Linked DNA regions of Homo sapiens: regions 2 and 3 are each linked to region 1. A link is a contact called in ENCODE Hi-C or POLR2A ChIA-PET data. All regions are on one chromosome and are shown on one strand. Each heading gives the region's core, a stretch centred on a gene start or an enhancer-like site at or near the end of the contact. The rest is flanking DNA. Distances are from core to core; before and after follow the strand shown.

What was found. A loop is a pair of places that touch in the nucleus more often than their neighbours do. ChIA-PET counts read pairs that join two places held with the same protein, here RNA polymerase II (POLR2A). Pooled maps may share reads with other maps.
Region 2: a map of CD8-positive, alpha-beta T cell shows a loop between it and region 1 (14-fold over the local background). The contact joins the promoter of SHOX2 here to the promoter of RNF13 in region 1. A Hi-C loop is called at or near these places in 1 of 168 maps with a recorded cell type or tissue (CD8-positive, alpha-beta T cell) and 3 of 50 pooled maps. POLR2A ChIA-PET finds 5 or more read pairs at or near these places in 1 of 52 experiments (activated CD4-positive, alpha-beta T cell).
Region 3: a map of CD8-positive, alpha-beta T cell shows a loop between it and region 1 (11-fold over the local background). The contact joins the promoter of U2SURP here to the promoter of RNF13 in region 1. A Hi-C loop is called at or near these places in 1 of 168 maps with a recorded cell type or tissue (CD8-positive, alpha-beta T cell), 1 of 37 single-sample maps with no recorded cell type and 5 of 50 pooled maps.

The regions. Positions count from the first base shown.
Region 1 is chr3:149,811,246-149,816,049 of GRCh38, reverse strand. It overlaps RNF13 (ring finger protein 13), which reads right to left and starts at 2,835. Exons shown (of 10, transcript NM_183381.3): 1 at 2,697-2,835. RefSeq lists enhancers at 2,992-3,101, 2,967-3,478 and a silencer at 3,312-3,461.
Region 2 is chr3:158,104,133-158,108,936 of GRCh38, reverse strand. SHOX2 (SHOX homeobox 2) reads left to right here and starts at 2,517. Exons shown (of 5, transcript NM_001163678.2): 1 at 2,517-3,258. The coding sequence starts at 2,913. RefSeq lists an enhancer at 1,826-2,329 and a silencer at 3,078-3,127.
Region 3 is chr3:142,999,594-143,004,397 of GRCh38, reverse strand. It overlaps U2SURP (U2 snRNP associated SURP domain containing), which reads right to left and starts at 2,828. Exons shown (of 28, transcript NM_001080415.2): 1 at 2,725-2,828. The coding sequence starts at 2,769. It overlaps PAQR9-AS1 (PAQR9 antisense RNA 1), which reads right to left. Exons shown (of 5, transcript NR_125393.1): 5 at 3,308-3,371. It overlaps LOC100289361 (a long non-coding RNA gene), which reads left to right and starts at 2,931. Exons shown (of 1, transcript NR_034032.1): 1 at 2,931-3,553. RefSeq lists enhancers at 2,467-3,116, 2,391-3,390, 4,390-4,804.

The DNA of each region.
Region 1 (4,804 bases), core at 1,586-4,085:
ATGGGGGTTTATGACTGTAGTCCCAGCTACTTGTCGGGCTAAGATAGGAGGATCCCTTGAGCACGGGAGGTCGAGGGTGCAGTGAGCCATAATTGCTCCAGCCTGGGCAACAGAGCAAGACCCTGTCCCAAAAAAAAATAAAAAGGAAACAACTTACTATCTACCACATCAATGACTGTAAGAACCACCTGAGATATTATAAAGCACTTAGAATTGTATTTGGCTCATATTAACCAATCAATATTAGCTACATTACTGTTTTGTTGTTGTTGATATACTATGCTATATAAACTTTGACAATACCAATCATATGCTGTGTTGTTCCCAAATCAACTTTTGTGTAATGTAAAAGATTCATAAAAGTTTAATATTTTACTTTTATATATGCTCAATAAATATCTATAGAATACATACATTTTTGAACAATGACTCACCAGTATGCTTTATTAAAAGGAATTCGCTTCTAATTTTGTTTCCTCTTTTGGGAAAAGTAACAATGCTTACCAACTTTCTTCCCCTTTTTATGTCATGTGAAACTATCATATGCAATGCCATATGGTAAACATGACAAATGGTGCAAAACACTGTTTTGACTGAAACTCATTTGCCTCCTGCTAAACATCAATTCCCAGATTTAAAAATATTGTTATTTAAATGCCAACCATTTCTAGGTCACACCTACATGAAGTAAGCAAAACATACCATGATAGTTGACCAAACTATTTCATTTCATACATCTCTTATGGCAAGAACTATAAGGCATAAAATGCCTTCCTAGCCAACTTAACTCAAAGACATAAATCTATCCCTTTAGTCATACCCTCAGGCCTACCCTCACTTAGCTAAAGTTAGTGCCTGTAAAAGTTCTGATAAATCTACGTTATTCTGGAATGCAGAAAAATATCAAGGGAAGAAAGCTGAATGCTAGCAACAATTTATGCCCCTCCAAAATTATTGAGAAAATTAGCTTTATACAAGCATAGATGAGAACTTATCCCAAACCCTTCAGTATTATACCTCTCAAACCAAGATTCTGTCTATGATTTGCATTACACATAGAGACAAGATGTCAAGCTGCCTAGCTTCAAACAAAGGCAGAGGTTAAAAAAAAAAAAACTAATAAAACAGTTCTCATTCCCTACATAGAGAAAAATAACTGTGCCTCTCTCCAACAGTTTCCAACAAAACAAAAAAAAATTATGTAATAGACAAATTTTGTTTCATTTAATCCTCATAACAACTCATTTCTTATTTACGGAAAATGTCACAGAATTAGTAAATGGCAGAGCTGAACCCAGCTTGACTCCCAAATTTGGAATTTAGTATTTTGAAACATTTGTTTTTGCCATAATCCATAATACACTTTACATTTCCATCTTCCTCTTGACACACACATACTGTTAAAAACTGAAACAAAAGCTTCTTGCCATAATATTTACTTTTATTCCATACAATGTCCTCTGGTATTTTTTCTTTCTTTATAAAGCTTATGTCAATGTACTAAATTGATTCTAAAATCTATTAATGAATCCTTATGGGCCCTGCACTACAGCACTGCACTACACTTCCTGCACTACAGCACTGCACTACACTTCTTACCTCCTGTTTAAAGTTCTTTTTAATTGCTATCACTGTCCAGTTTTGTTACTTCGAGATGGAGCTAATGTCCACCCATTAAAAAACTGTGCTTAAATAGCATAAACTCTTGAAAGCCCTACCTTAAATCTTGAATTGATCTGTTTCTCCAGAAGAACTCTTTGGAGGCACAGCCACCTTACTTATTTATATTGTATCAAAAACTGCAGATGTTCTCCTTGGAGAACAAACACATCATTGTTGAAAGGAATGCATCAGTTTTCACTGTTTCTGCTGCATCACTGACGAACAGTAATAGCCGGGCAGGTTTGGGGCAACAAGAGAGGACCCGAGCAGCTGCCCACGGTGCTGAAACTGATGATGAAACGACAGTTTTGGAAATTTACTATTTACTATTGTCAGATTAGGACAAAATAGAGGAATTTACCAGACACTGGCAGAGAAAACTGAGTGGCCGCCACCAAAGTTGCATGAGTGCTTCCGGGATACTGCTGTTTGGCTTCGATGTCTGCCCACTCTCTCTTTCTCTCTGGGACAAAGTTATTTAATAAGTGCAAGTCAAGTCAAGTCAAGCATACAGGCAGAGCTGCTGACTGACCGTAGTATCTGGCCCTAGCAGGGGTTAAGTCCCAAACCTGCAATCTGAGCTTCCAGGGAAAGAAAAAGGGGGTGGGGGTAAAAGAGAGGAAGTGACTGCCCTCCTTCTATTCAGAGACAAAACAGCCCCCTCAACTAAAGTCAAGCGATGTGCCCGAGGACGTTGCGGCAGGTACTTGACCAAGAAAAGCCTTCCAAACATGTTTTCCAGGCAGGCTCTTGCAGCCTCAAGAAGGGAATGAGAGAAGCAAAACCGGTAACTCAACTTTGGACACACACAAACTCGCGGAATGAGAGTGCAGGGGAGACTCGGTCCCCCGAGGGCAAGGCTATTTTATTCCTTTTGCAAAAAGCCTAATTGACTTCTCACCCAGCTCTAGAGGAGCAGCAAAGACCTCAGCAGCAGGGCCGACTCCGAGCTCGAGGGCCAACAAGCGGGGTATGTTCTCTGGGCCGCTCGATAACGAGCTGCCCGGCTGCCGCGAAGCCGGACAGGGTCTTACCTTGAAGTCCGGCCCCCGCAACACAAACAGTCTTGCCAGCCGCGTCGCTGCGGGAGAAGTCCCTACCCTGATTTCATGACTGAATATCCGCACCGACCCCCACAGCCCGGAGTACTAGCAGGGACGACAACACCTAGGCGAAGCGGAAGTCCCGCCCCACGCGCCTCATTGGTCCGCACCCAAAGGCACAGAAAACCCACTGGGCAACATGGTTGCCTGTTAAGGCTCTTTCCCACTCTCACGCGGAGTCTCGCTACTTGCTCTAGCCCGGCTCGGAGAAATGCCCAGTTTGCGAGTCTCGTTCTTGGCCGCGTGATCCGTCTTCCCTGGAAGGGAAGAGCAGGGTGGGGCAGGCGTCTGCGGAACTGGAGCGCGGCTGAAGAAGCTGCTCTTGGCAGAGGAAGGGGCAGGCTGGCAAAGTGGATTGGCTGTGGGCGCCTGCCGCTAACCATGTGCCCCTAGAAACGGAGACCGTAGGGTCTGGAGGGCGCGGGACCGAGCGGGCAGGGCCGGTCGGTCTGATCTGCTCCGGCTGTTGGGACAGAGTAGCCCAAGATTCGGCTGCCGGGCTGCCCCCGGGCGGGCCTGGCCCTGGCGCTGACGCGTCTCTTCCCTGCACACTACACTCACCCGACCTACTAAAGAGGCGAGGGCGAGGCCTCATCCGCCCGCCTTCCGTACCGTGCCCAGTCTGAGATCAGAGTGGGTGGGGACCGTGGCCACACCTTAAAGTAGGGCTCAAATTGTTAGAGATGCGAGCGGCCCGAGGTCTGAACGCCAGTCCCCTGAGGCCTGGCTCGGATCCACGCTGGCATCAGCACTCTGGGCCTGACACGCGCCATCCCCGGGGCTTAGCAAAAGTCAAACCATGTGATTCAGGCCCTAGGTCAGCCTTTTAAAACCCTTGCCTCCTTTTGATGAACCAAAAATCTCCTCCCCTGCCGCCCTTCTGATAAGCCTTCCTTTCTGGTTGTCTCAATCTTAAACCAGTCGAAACTTAAATTACCGGATTGTACCATCCACATTGATTAATCATTGCCAACTCGCCACCTTACAAAAGCAGTGTGACTTAGGCAAATATTACAGAGTCCTGAAAGAAATGTCAGGAGACATAGAATCAGGCACTACTTCTGCTTCAAATAATAAGGCACCCTTAATAAGGCCTTTACAGGCTTCAACTCCTTCAACATCATCTTTTAAAAATGGTGGCGAGGAGGCTATCACACAGAGTATTAGTAGAATACCATTGGATGTAACTTGTCACTTTGATTGCTTGGAGAGCCCTGAGTAGGTGGGACACAGCAATGGGGAAAAGACTCTTTCCTTATTGTGTATCCTTTTGTGCCTTTTGAATTTTGAACCTTGCAAATATTACCTACTCAAATAAAATTCAAATACAAGAAATTTAAGATCAAATTTTAAAAAATTAAATAAAAGCTATCAAAGGTACTTTCCTCTTCTGTGTATCCTATGAGTATTCTATGTAGTCTTAACTTTTCATTGGTTGCAAAGACATTCAATACTTAAATCACAATTCTGCCTTTAAGAAAGTCATAAATAAAAGTCAGCATTGGGAATATTACTAAGAAGACTAATTAGTATAAACACATTTATAATATCTCTATAAGCATTTTTTTCATTAAATTATCCCAAATTGGTATATTAAATCAGATTTCTTGCATAACATCAAAATAAATTTTTTTAGGCCGGGTGCGGTGGCTCATGCCTGTAATCCCAGCACTTTGGGAGGCCAAGTCAGGCGGATCACTTGAGGTCAGGAGTTCAAGACCACACTGGCCAACATGGTGAAACCTCGTCTCTACTAAAAATACAAAATTAGCCGGGCATTGTGGTGCACACCTGTAATCCCAGCTACTTGGGAAGCTGAGGCAGGAGAATCGCTTGAACATGGGAGGCAGAGGTTACAGTGAGCTGAGATCCCACCACTGCACTCGGGCATAGGCAACAGAGCAAGATTCCATCTCCAAAAAAAAAAAAAAAAATTAAGTCCACAGAGAGGAGCTTTGGGTTTTGTTGTTTTATTTTTATTTATTTTAGAGACAAGGTCTCACTCTGTTGCCCAGGCTGGAGTGCAGTGGTGAGATCAT
Region 2 (4,804 bases), core at 1,268-3,767, 8.3 Mb before region 1:
TGGTCAGACACTAAAGATTTCTCATGGCTCCATCTGTTATCAACACTACTATTCCTAAATATGCAATGAGCCAAAAAGCTGAGATCATGGGAAAATTTATTGGTTTGAATTACACAATAGTTGTGTCTGTGACTTCCCTGATTACCTTCAAAGTGGTCATCTTTCCCTCAAGCTCAGTAGATGAAATATGACTTCAAACCTAAAAGTCATGTACTTAAAAAGGCAAACAAGTAGCTGGTGGGTCTCCTGATTCCTTAACCGACTTCTAACAGTGGTTATTTTTGAGTTATTTGTGAATATGTATTTAACACCTCAGTTTGAGAGCACCTTGAGCACCGTATCCTCTTAGCTCTCCCTATTACTGGCCCTTCTGCTAAATAATCTTAAAAACAGATTTTCATAAAGGACTAAAGTTGTATGATTATTTTCCTCTGATAATATCAGAAAGTAGTTACAAAGAGTAACCCAAGACTCAATGTGAAATTGTTTCTAAATTCGTATAACTTTGAAACTTTGTCCCTTTTGTGGTGTAACAAAACAAAAGCAAGTACTGATAACAATGTATTCATACCTAAAAGCTATAGCTGCGGAAAAATTATAGACATTAGCTCTCCTAAAAGTGGCAAAAAATGAAATGTTTTAAAAAGGGAAAACAACGTTTCTAAAAAGCATGATATACATAATCCTTAAACTCACCAAACATGAACATTTTAATGTGAGTATTGTAGTATAACATAAGGTTATATCCAGCTTCTATCTACATCTATTTGAGAAACACTAATATATTAAGTTATAATTGTGTTCTCTTTTTGCAAGTGTTTCAGGTTGTTTTGACGGAACTTCTTAAATTATCTGCTAATTTGTTTTGATGCCTTAACCAATATACGGAAGATATACATATTAATGTTCTGTAATTCCTCTTATTTTTACTAAGAGTATTAGATCCAAAATAATGATCAAGTTACCTTTAACTTCCAGAAAGTCTGCATTAATATTCAGAGTACTTGAAAATGTCCCCTAAGCCACACTTAGAGGTATATTTGTTTACACACTTAAATATAACATCATATGTAAATATTCTTTTGTGAGTATGTATTTGCATAGCCACACTTCTCACAGCAAGCCCTGTCCGGCACAATACAGACAAATGACTCAGGAATATAGATGTTCCTCTAACGTAACAAACCGTTCCGATGAAAATAGCCCAGAAATAGAATTTTAAATCGTAAGCGGGGTGGTGGGGGGGGTAGGCAGAGAGACCTTTACTCCTGGCGAGCGTCTCTTTTTTAGCTCTCCGTAATAAATGAAATTAGAGGGGGTACAAACTTAACGTCGATTTTTTTTTCAGACTCGAAGAGGGATAATCTCTTGTTTTTCAAATTAGTAAATAAACTCGGATGTTTCCCAAGATGCTAAAGAAGAAGTCCTGTAATTCACCATAGAGGGGTCCGAGTGCAGAGAGTAAGGGAGAAGGGTGGGAGTTCTGAGACCTCAGAGAGGAAACGAACGAAGTCGAGCTGTCCTTGACCGGGCGCTAAGGAAACACTTTAAAATGAGATCTGTCAGCTAACAGCTGCTGGGGAAACTTGTTAAATCGACTGGTCCCTTTTAGCGGGGTCTGTCCATAGAGGAGTCAGCTGGGCTCCAGGACACGAATAATAGAGCGAATAACACGGACCGAGGGGCGAGGAGCTTGGAGAAGACCCGGACTCAGCCTGCCTGCGAGCCGGGAAGCTCCTAAGAGAAGCTGCGCGGGTCGGAGAAGGTGCAGGCAACCCTGTCTCTGGGCAGGATGATGCTGGGCGGTGGAGCTACGGCCGGCAGGGGTGGGATTGTGAGGGAGAGGCGGGGATGCAGAATTGGGATGCGGGGTCAGGATGCGGGAATGGGATGCGGGGCCTGTAAACTGCTGGGCGGTTGATGCAGGGCAGGGACGAGGAAAAGCAATGCGAAGCTGAGCATTGCGAGGCACCCTGACTCGAAGCAAGGCTGTAGGGAAGGATGCAGTGTCGGGATACCTGACTGACTCTAAGAGCTGCGCACTTGTCAGTTTCCTCTTGGCCCCACCCCGCGGGGTCTATCCAGCTCCCCAGTGTTTAACTAAGTCGTGACACCAACGCAAAATCCACGCCTAATTAAATTAATTAGGGATTCTTGTCAATCCTGGATTAATGGCCAAGAGCACAGGCGGCAGGGGCTATCTGAAAACCTGAGCGGCCGGGGACCGGCCTTCTCTCCCCGCCCCCTCCGGTCCCCCTGTGCTGCCCTACCACTCCAGCCCCAGCCCGCCCGAACTCCAATCTCTCTCTCTCCTCTTCTCTCTCTCTCTCTCTCTCTCTCTCTCTCTCTCTCTCTCTCTCTCTCTGTTTCTCTCCTTTTCCCCTCCCCAACCCCCGGTAGAGGCGCGACTGCTACCCGGGAAGGGGGCTCACTCCGAGTTGCGAGGGGAGGTAATTTACTCAAAACAAGAGGCCGCCGTTAGGAAGTATAAATAGTGGGACTTCAAGCGCAGCGTCGCTATCAGATCTGAACTCTCCGCAGGAAGAATTGTCAAAGATCTTAACATTGAACAAGCGCGCTCCGGCAGGGAAGCATCAGTTCCCATTTCCCTCCGGCAGCCCCCGCCCCTTCTCTTCTCCTCCTCCTCCTCCCTCTCCTCTTCACCCTTCTCCCCCTCTTCCTCTTCTTCCTCCTCCTCCTCTTCTTACTTCTTTTTCTCCTTCTACTTCTCCTCCTCTTTCTTCTTTCTTCTCCTCTTTTTCTTCTTCTTTCTCCTCCTCCCTCTCCTCCCCCACCTCCTGTCCCATTGATGTGTTATTATTGGGGGGGCTGGAGCAGTAAAAAAAGAAGAAGGAAAAAAAGAGCGGGGCTCTGCTGGCAGAGGTTGAGCGCCGGGCTGACGTGCGGCGGCGATGGAAGAACTTACGGCGTTCGTCTCCAAGTCTTTTGACCAGAAAGTGAAGGAGAAGAAGGAGGCGATCACGTACCGGGAGGTGCTGGAGAGCGGGCCGCTGCGCGGGGCCAAGGAGCCGACCGGCTGCACCGAGGCGGGCCGCGACGACCGCAGCAGCCCGGCAGTCCGGGCGGCCGGCGGAGGCGGCGGCGGAGGAGGCGGAGGCGGCGGCGGAGGAGGCGGAGGAGGTGTAGGAGGAGGAGGAGCAGGCGGAGGAGCTGGAGGAGGGCGCTCTCCCGTCCGGGAGCTGGACATGGGCGCCGCCGAGAGAAGCAGGGAGCCGGGCAGCCCGCGACTGACGGAGGGTAACGACCTGACTGACCCCCGGCAGCGGTTCCCCTTCCCGCCTTCCGGACTCCTCTCGGGCGGGAGAGGACTCCGAGGCCCAGCGGGGAGGGGAGAGGGACACGGAGAGGGCCCTGGACCCCAGCTTTGTCAGCTAGAGTGATAGTGGAAGGGTGGGGGTCCGGTGGTATGCTCGGTCATGGGTGGGGTCCTAGTGTGTTGTGGGGGTGGCGTGGGGGGAAGCGTGTGGGGTTTGTGCGCGCCCTTCCCAGATGTTCCCATTCCACCGAAATGCATTTTTCACCAGCGGGAGGATGGGCCCGCAGCCCGGATGGCCCGCAGGCGGACGTGGAAGTTCGCGGGGCCGGGCTGCAGGAGGGGGTGCTGAACCAGACGGCGGGACTAAAGCTAGCCTCTAGCGCAGAGTTTGCCGGGAGGGAGAAGGGGCAGAGGTGGAAAGCTTAACCCTCCGGTCGCCTAGGTGTTTGGGGCCGCCAAGACCCCTCGAACTCCGCAGAGCCCCTGAATCTTTGGATCTTAGGGGCCAAAACTTCCCATTCTCTTTCAAGGTAGAAGGAAGCCAACGAAAGCTGAGGTCCAGGCTACGCTGCTTCTCCCGGGCGAGGCGTTTCGGTTTCTTGGTGTGTTGGGGGCGGGGGGGGGGGGCGGCGGGGGAGGTGGGGATCTATATTTACACAATTCCTTTAGTGTTTTCAATCACCCAGTACTCGGTTCTCTTAGAGCAAAAATCCTTTGGTGCTAGCTCAGTGTTAGGAAACGTCTTTATCTCAATGGCAGAGCGTTCTATACCAATTCAAAGGAGTTCAACAATAAAATTGATTTGGCACTTGGTGCCTGCAGTAACTGGTGTACTGCCATATTTTTCCAATTAAGAAAATATGTGGCATGCGTGGAATCACATATTTAAGCAAGCAATTAAGTTGTTTATGACACGGTCTGTTCCTGTTTAGATCAGTAATTGGAAATTTGGGGACAAAAATAGAGATTTTATTAAGTCTATGGATCAACTTGAAATTTGGACATCTCCTCGAAGCCCCAAAACTTTGAGTGGCATCCACTGTGTAGATGACATGTAATAGACAAAGCCTTCCCACCTCATTGGCAGAATTTGAAGGGTGTGTTTTCATATTTAAATTTCAATACAATATCAGTAAAAATACTTTGCTATTAAATTGGCCCATAATGTTTACTATAATGTTCCTTCCTAAAGAAAGGACAAATGTCCACAAAACTAACTCTGAGAACTAGAAAATACGGCAATATTTAAGATCACCGTAGCTAGAATGCCCGGCAGGGCCGAGATCTAGCGACTCTTCTTCCTCCAAACCAGCACCAGGTCTTCCTAAATTTGTAAAGTGGTGGAGTTACCGTCAAGGTGCCCAGTGCAGCCTCCCGGCCATGAGTCCACAACTACAGGCCCGAACTACAGGTTCGCCAGCGCGCCTGACGGCGAGGTTCAGGTCTGAACCCCCGGCGGGCGCAGTTCCTGGGATTGTTGATTTCCAAGCTCAGGGCAAGTATTAATTTCTCTGCAGACCGGCTCTT
Region 3 (4,804 bases), core at 1,579-4,078, 6.8 Mb after region 1:
GGCAAGACTCCCTCTCAAAAAAAAAAAAAAAAAAAAAAAAAAAACACCCCAACTAGAAGACCTGTAGAGGTTATCTAATTTAATCTTTTTATAATTAAGAAATGTTAATAATTTTGCCATATTGTACATTTAAAATTAACATTTTCCCAATGTCTAGAAATATAATAAGCATCCCTATCCATATTAACGGGAATGTAACTACCAAAGAAAACGACGAATCATGAAACAGAAGTATCTGTTCACTCCATCTGTATTGTAAAATATAAGCCACTCATCTGTTCTTTCCAGAGGAAAGGAAATCAAACCAGATATCAAAGGCTAGAAATTCTAAATACTGTAGTATTAGCCAAAATGATCTTACAATTTCTCTAATAAATTATGTGTTAGAAATAAAAAGCAGGGAAGCAGGGCGGGGCACGGTGGCTCACGCCTGTAATCCCATCACTTTGGGAGGCTGAGGCGGGTGGATCACGAGGTCAAGAGATCGAGACCATCCTGGCCAACATGGTGAAACCCCGTCTCTACTAAAATACAAAAAATTAGCCGGGCGTACTGGCGGGCGCCTGTAGTCCCAGCTACTAGGGAGGCTGAGGCAGGAGAATCACTTGAACCCGGGAGGCGGAGGTTGCAATGAGCCGAGATTGTGCCACTGCACTCCAGCACTCCAGCCTGGGCGACAGAGCGAAACTCTTTCACAAAAAAAAAAAAAAAAAAAAAAAAGAAATAAAATAAATAAAAAGCAGCTATCTGGGCAGTCATTATGACAGCTGATGACTTAGATTCCAAATCACAGGATTAAAATTTATCCTGACATTTTGAAAGCTAAGAACTTTTGATTTCCTCTAAAAACAAAAAGAGGGGAAAGAAATTAAGATTTATTATGTACTTCATAGACATTATCTCATTTGATCCTTATATCAACCATGTAAAAAAAGAATTATATCTACATTACAAATGAGGGAATTGAGGCTCCAGAGTTTAAGCAATCTGCCTTATTATCGCAAATATAATTAATTACCAAGTCAGGATTTGAACCCAAATCTCTTGTTAACAAAATTCATAATCTTCCCACTACATTATGCAGCCTCCAAATTAGTTAAGATATTCTGATTCCTTTCACAGACATCAGTAAGAAATCTGCTAATAGCATCAAGAGATTATAATCTAAGGCAATATAAACAGAAAAGATTACTGGATAATCCAATAATTTATTTATTGAGAACAGCCATACATTCAGTCATGAGAAGCACTATTTTAGAAGGAAGCCTGAACACAGACATTGAAATGTTTTCAATGTATCCAAGACCTCAAGTAGGGAATACTTAAAATATTACTTTGAGAAGAAACAAAAATTGTGAGGCTTATGCACGACTTGTTATGAACGTAGCTAGCTTTAGTAATAGCTCCCTAACGGTATGTTCTTGTCAGGAGTCTGTTGAGAAGAGTTGGTAGAGCTCGCCCCCAAAGAGAGGGAGACGAGAAAATGTACTGAGGAGGGGGAAAAAAAACTGACACAATACCTTGTAAAGAAGCCGAAACTGGCCCCTCACCAAAGTTTCTATGTAACTAAACGATGTCTGTTAAGACCATTACTAATTATGAATTAATTATTTTGGTGTACATCGTTCACCAAATGGCATAAACAGTCGGATTAGAGAAAGCAAGTAGAAAACGAGTTATGATGTTTCTCAGAACTGTAAACGCAAGCTTCTCTCCTACCGTAAATTTAACTTTCTAATAGCCGATTTACAGTCACACACTCTTTAAGATTTAACAGTCCCTAGCACCTGAAAGTGTTACACAGCTTCTTGCATCAGCATCGGAAAGTTTAACTACCTCGTGGCAGTACCAATTACTTTTAATATATTCGAGACCAGAAACCCAAACCAAAAAACGATTAAATGTCCCGCCCAAGATGGCAACTAAGAACCCAACCGTACTAATGCTTAACTACTACCACAGCTCACTGGTTTCACAATACGTGCCCAGGGTTCCCTGTAAACACAAATGCAATTTACTAATCGTATGTAGCTTACAAGTCTACGGAGCTTCTCTTTTCACTGTTTCTTCAACATAAAGAAAGAGACCACGAGTCCTCTACCCTCAAAAGTGCTTTTTACTTCCCGTTAAGGTAAAGACCACGTGTAGACTGTACATTAACCTTGGCTATGCAGCACTGCAAAGGAGAGCTGCTCCCGCCTCTGCATTTCCCACTCCGTGTCTTTGCCCTAGTGGTCCTCCCCTCACAGCTGGCGACCCTAGAGGTTATTCATTCCTTGGAGGGAAACTGAGGGAGGCCGGAAGTGAGTGAGATCCAAAACCGAGAAAAAAGCAGCAGACATTTAAGCACCGGGAAGCGATTCCCGCCTCTCTCCCAGGCGCTGTCTGGCGGCCTCAGGGCGCAGGAAGCTGAGATACAGGAGAGCGTTTTCACTGCTTCAGACCTCAATCTGAATTCCTGATTTCACTCCAATGCCAAGCGCGGGCCGAAGCACTCACGCCTCCACCCACTGGGCACGCCAGTCTCGAGCTGAATCCCGGCTGGGACTATGGGGAGATACCAGGCCTCTCAACCTGCGCACAACGGTGCGGCGGCGCCCGGGCCTACCGTCGCGACTAGAATGCAGACCCCAATCCCAATCGCCTCTCACAGGCCAGAAGCGTCTGTGGGCCCCAAACGACAGTGGTAGATCCGCTGACTTACGAAATTTTGTCAGAAATTACCTTTGAACTGGCCTTCTGAGATCCGCCTGGCGTTTTGTCCGCCATCTTGAGCTTTGCCCCTCCTTCGGCGGCGGCAGCAGCACGGGCGAGTCGAGCACCGAAAGAGCGGATCTCAGTGAAGCCCGCCAGAGGCGCCTGCAAGGCTGAATAGTCGACTGTCGAGATAGCGACCTTAGGGGCAGCCGCTCACGTGACTTCCGGTGTCAGTAATTTCCTCAGCCGCGCTCACTCCGCTAGTTTTCCTGGGAGTCACGGTGCTTGGTCGCGTTATTGGGTCCGGGAATTCAGAGAATCAGGGCCAGCTGATACTTCACCCTCTTATCCCAACGCCAACCCTTGATAGATGCGAACCAGTCGTATTTCCTTTGTGGGAAAGGAGTCGCTTTTTAAAGACGTGCACTGGCCATCTAGGGAGGAGCTTTTACTTCAACTCAAAATAGGACTGGAGCTGACTGGTGACCTGGCGCTCGATGGACGGAAACGCTGTTCTTGCCGCTTCGGCAGCTCCCATACTGGTGGGAGAGGCAAACTTGCAGTCTGCTCATCTTAAGATGGTGAATGTTGAGATAGGGTTGCTCCCGAAAAGCCGAGAAGAGGAGCCGTTTGACCCAACTTGAGGGTGATCCGATAGACACTCTTTAGGGCGTCTGCAGAGTGGGTGCGCGTGGAGACAGTCAATAAGAGAAAATCGTAAATACAGATGGTATTCTAAATCTAGCATGCATGTAAAGTTGTGTGACATTTTAAAGATTACATTTTACACTTTAGTATTGTTTTCATTTTTAATCACATAAATGGGGGAACACCATATTAAACTTTTCTGAACTTAGTACTTTTTTAAAAAGTTCTTAATCAGGGCCTAGATTCAAAGACGGAAAGCTTGCTTGAGAAGGCCATGCCCGAATCAGGCCAGGCAAGGAAAGAAAGGACATTCCAGACAGAGGGAGTAATTGAGGTAAAAGCCTGTGGCATGAATCAGTACAGCCGATCGTGCAGGTCACCTAAAGCAGTCGTTTTATTAGACCAGGTGTGGGGAGGGACGTGGTTGGACAGGGGTGCGGGTGCAGGTTCACACAGCGCCCTGAGGTCACCATCGTGCTTAGGAGTTAGAATTCTGTTCTCAGAATGAAGATCGGCCTTTAACAAGGTTGAAATGGTCAGATTTTTATTTTAAAGTATTGCTCTGAGGACTAGGGTGGGAGTGGAGGGCGTTTGTGGACCTCTCCCTAAATCATTTATTCAAAATATTTTTGAGCCCCGTTTTGTGTGTAAAAGCCTGCCCAAAGTGTTGTAGGGCTTACAGAGACAGACAAACATGCACTGTCTTCATATGATTTAAAACTTAATGAGAAATGGAGGAGACAAGGAAACCGCAAACTGACACTATGCATAATTAAATTGATGCTGCAAGGAAGGATCAATAGCTGAGGGACCTCTGAAAGAAGTAATTAATTCTGAGAGTAGGAGTGAGGAAAAGAGACGGGGCGGGGCAGGGGGGGGGGTGGTCATAGAGAAGAAAGCATTTGAACCAGCTCTGAAGAAGTAGAATTTTGTTGAATGGCGGGGGTGGGGAGCGAGGGAAGCACTTAGAACAGGATCTGACACAAGGCTGGCTCTCAAGAAAGATTAACAGACATATATGCCAGCCACTAAGGAATCAGCAGGCCAGGCCTCCTATTCTCTGTGAGGGTATGAGGGTAGAAGAACAGACAGTAAACAAGAAATGATCTGAAAGTGACAAGTGCTACACATGAAATTAGAATGACTTGCACCCTCCAACCCAATTCAATTTACTTCTACTGCTGGATTCTGTCATACTTTTTCAGTTCTGGGCCTCTTCCCTCAACCTTGCCCTGCCCTCTCATTGAAGTCTAATCCAATTCTACTCTGGGTGAAGATGTCCCTTCCTCCAGGAAGGCTTACAGTCCTCCCTCCCCACCAATCCTAAATCAGAGACCCTTCTGTTTCCAAGGAACCTATACTTTACCACTTTGAAGAGCTCAGCACACTAGATCTTAACAGGGTTTTGTTTTGTTTTGTTTGTTTTGAGACGTCTCGCTCTGTCGCCTAGGCTGGAGTG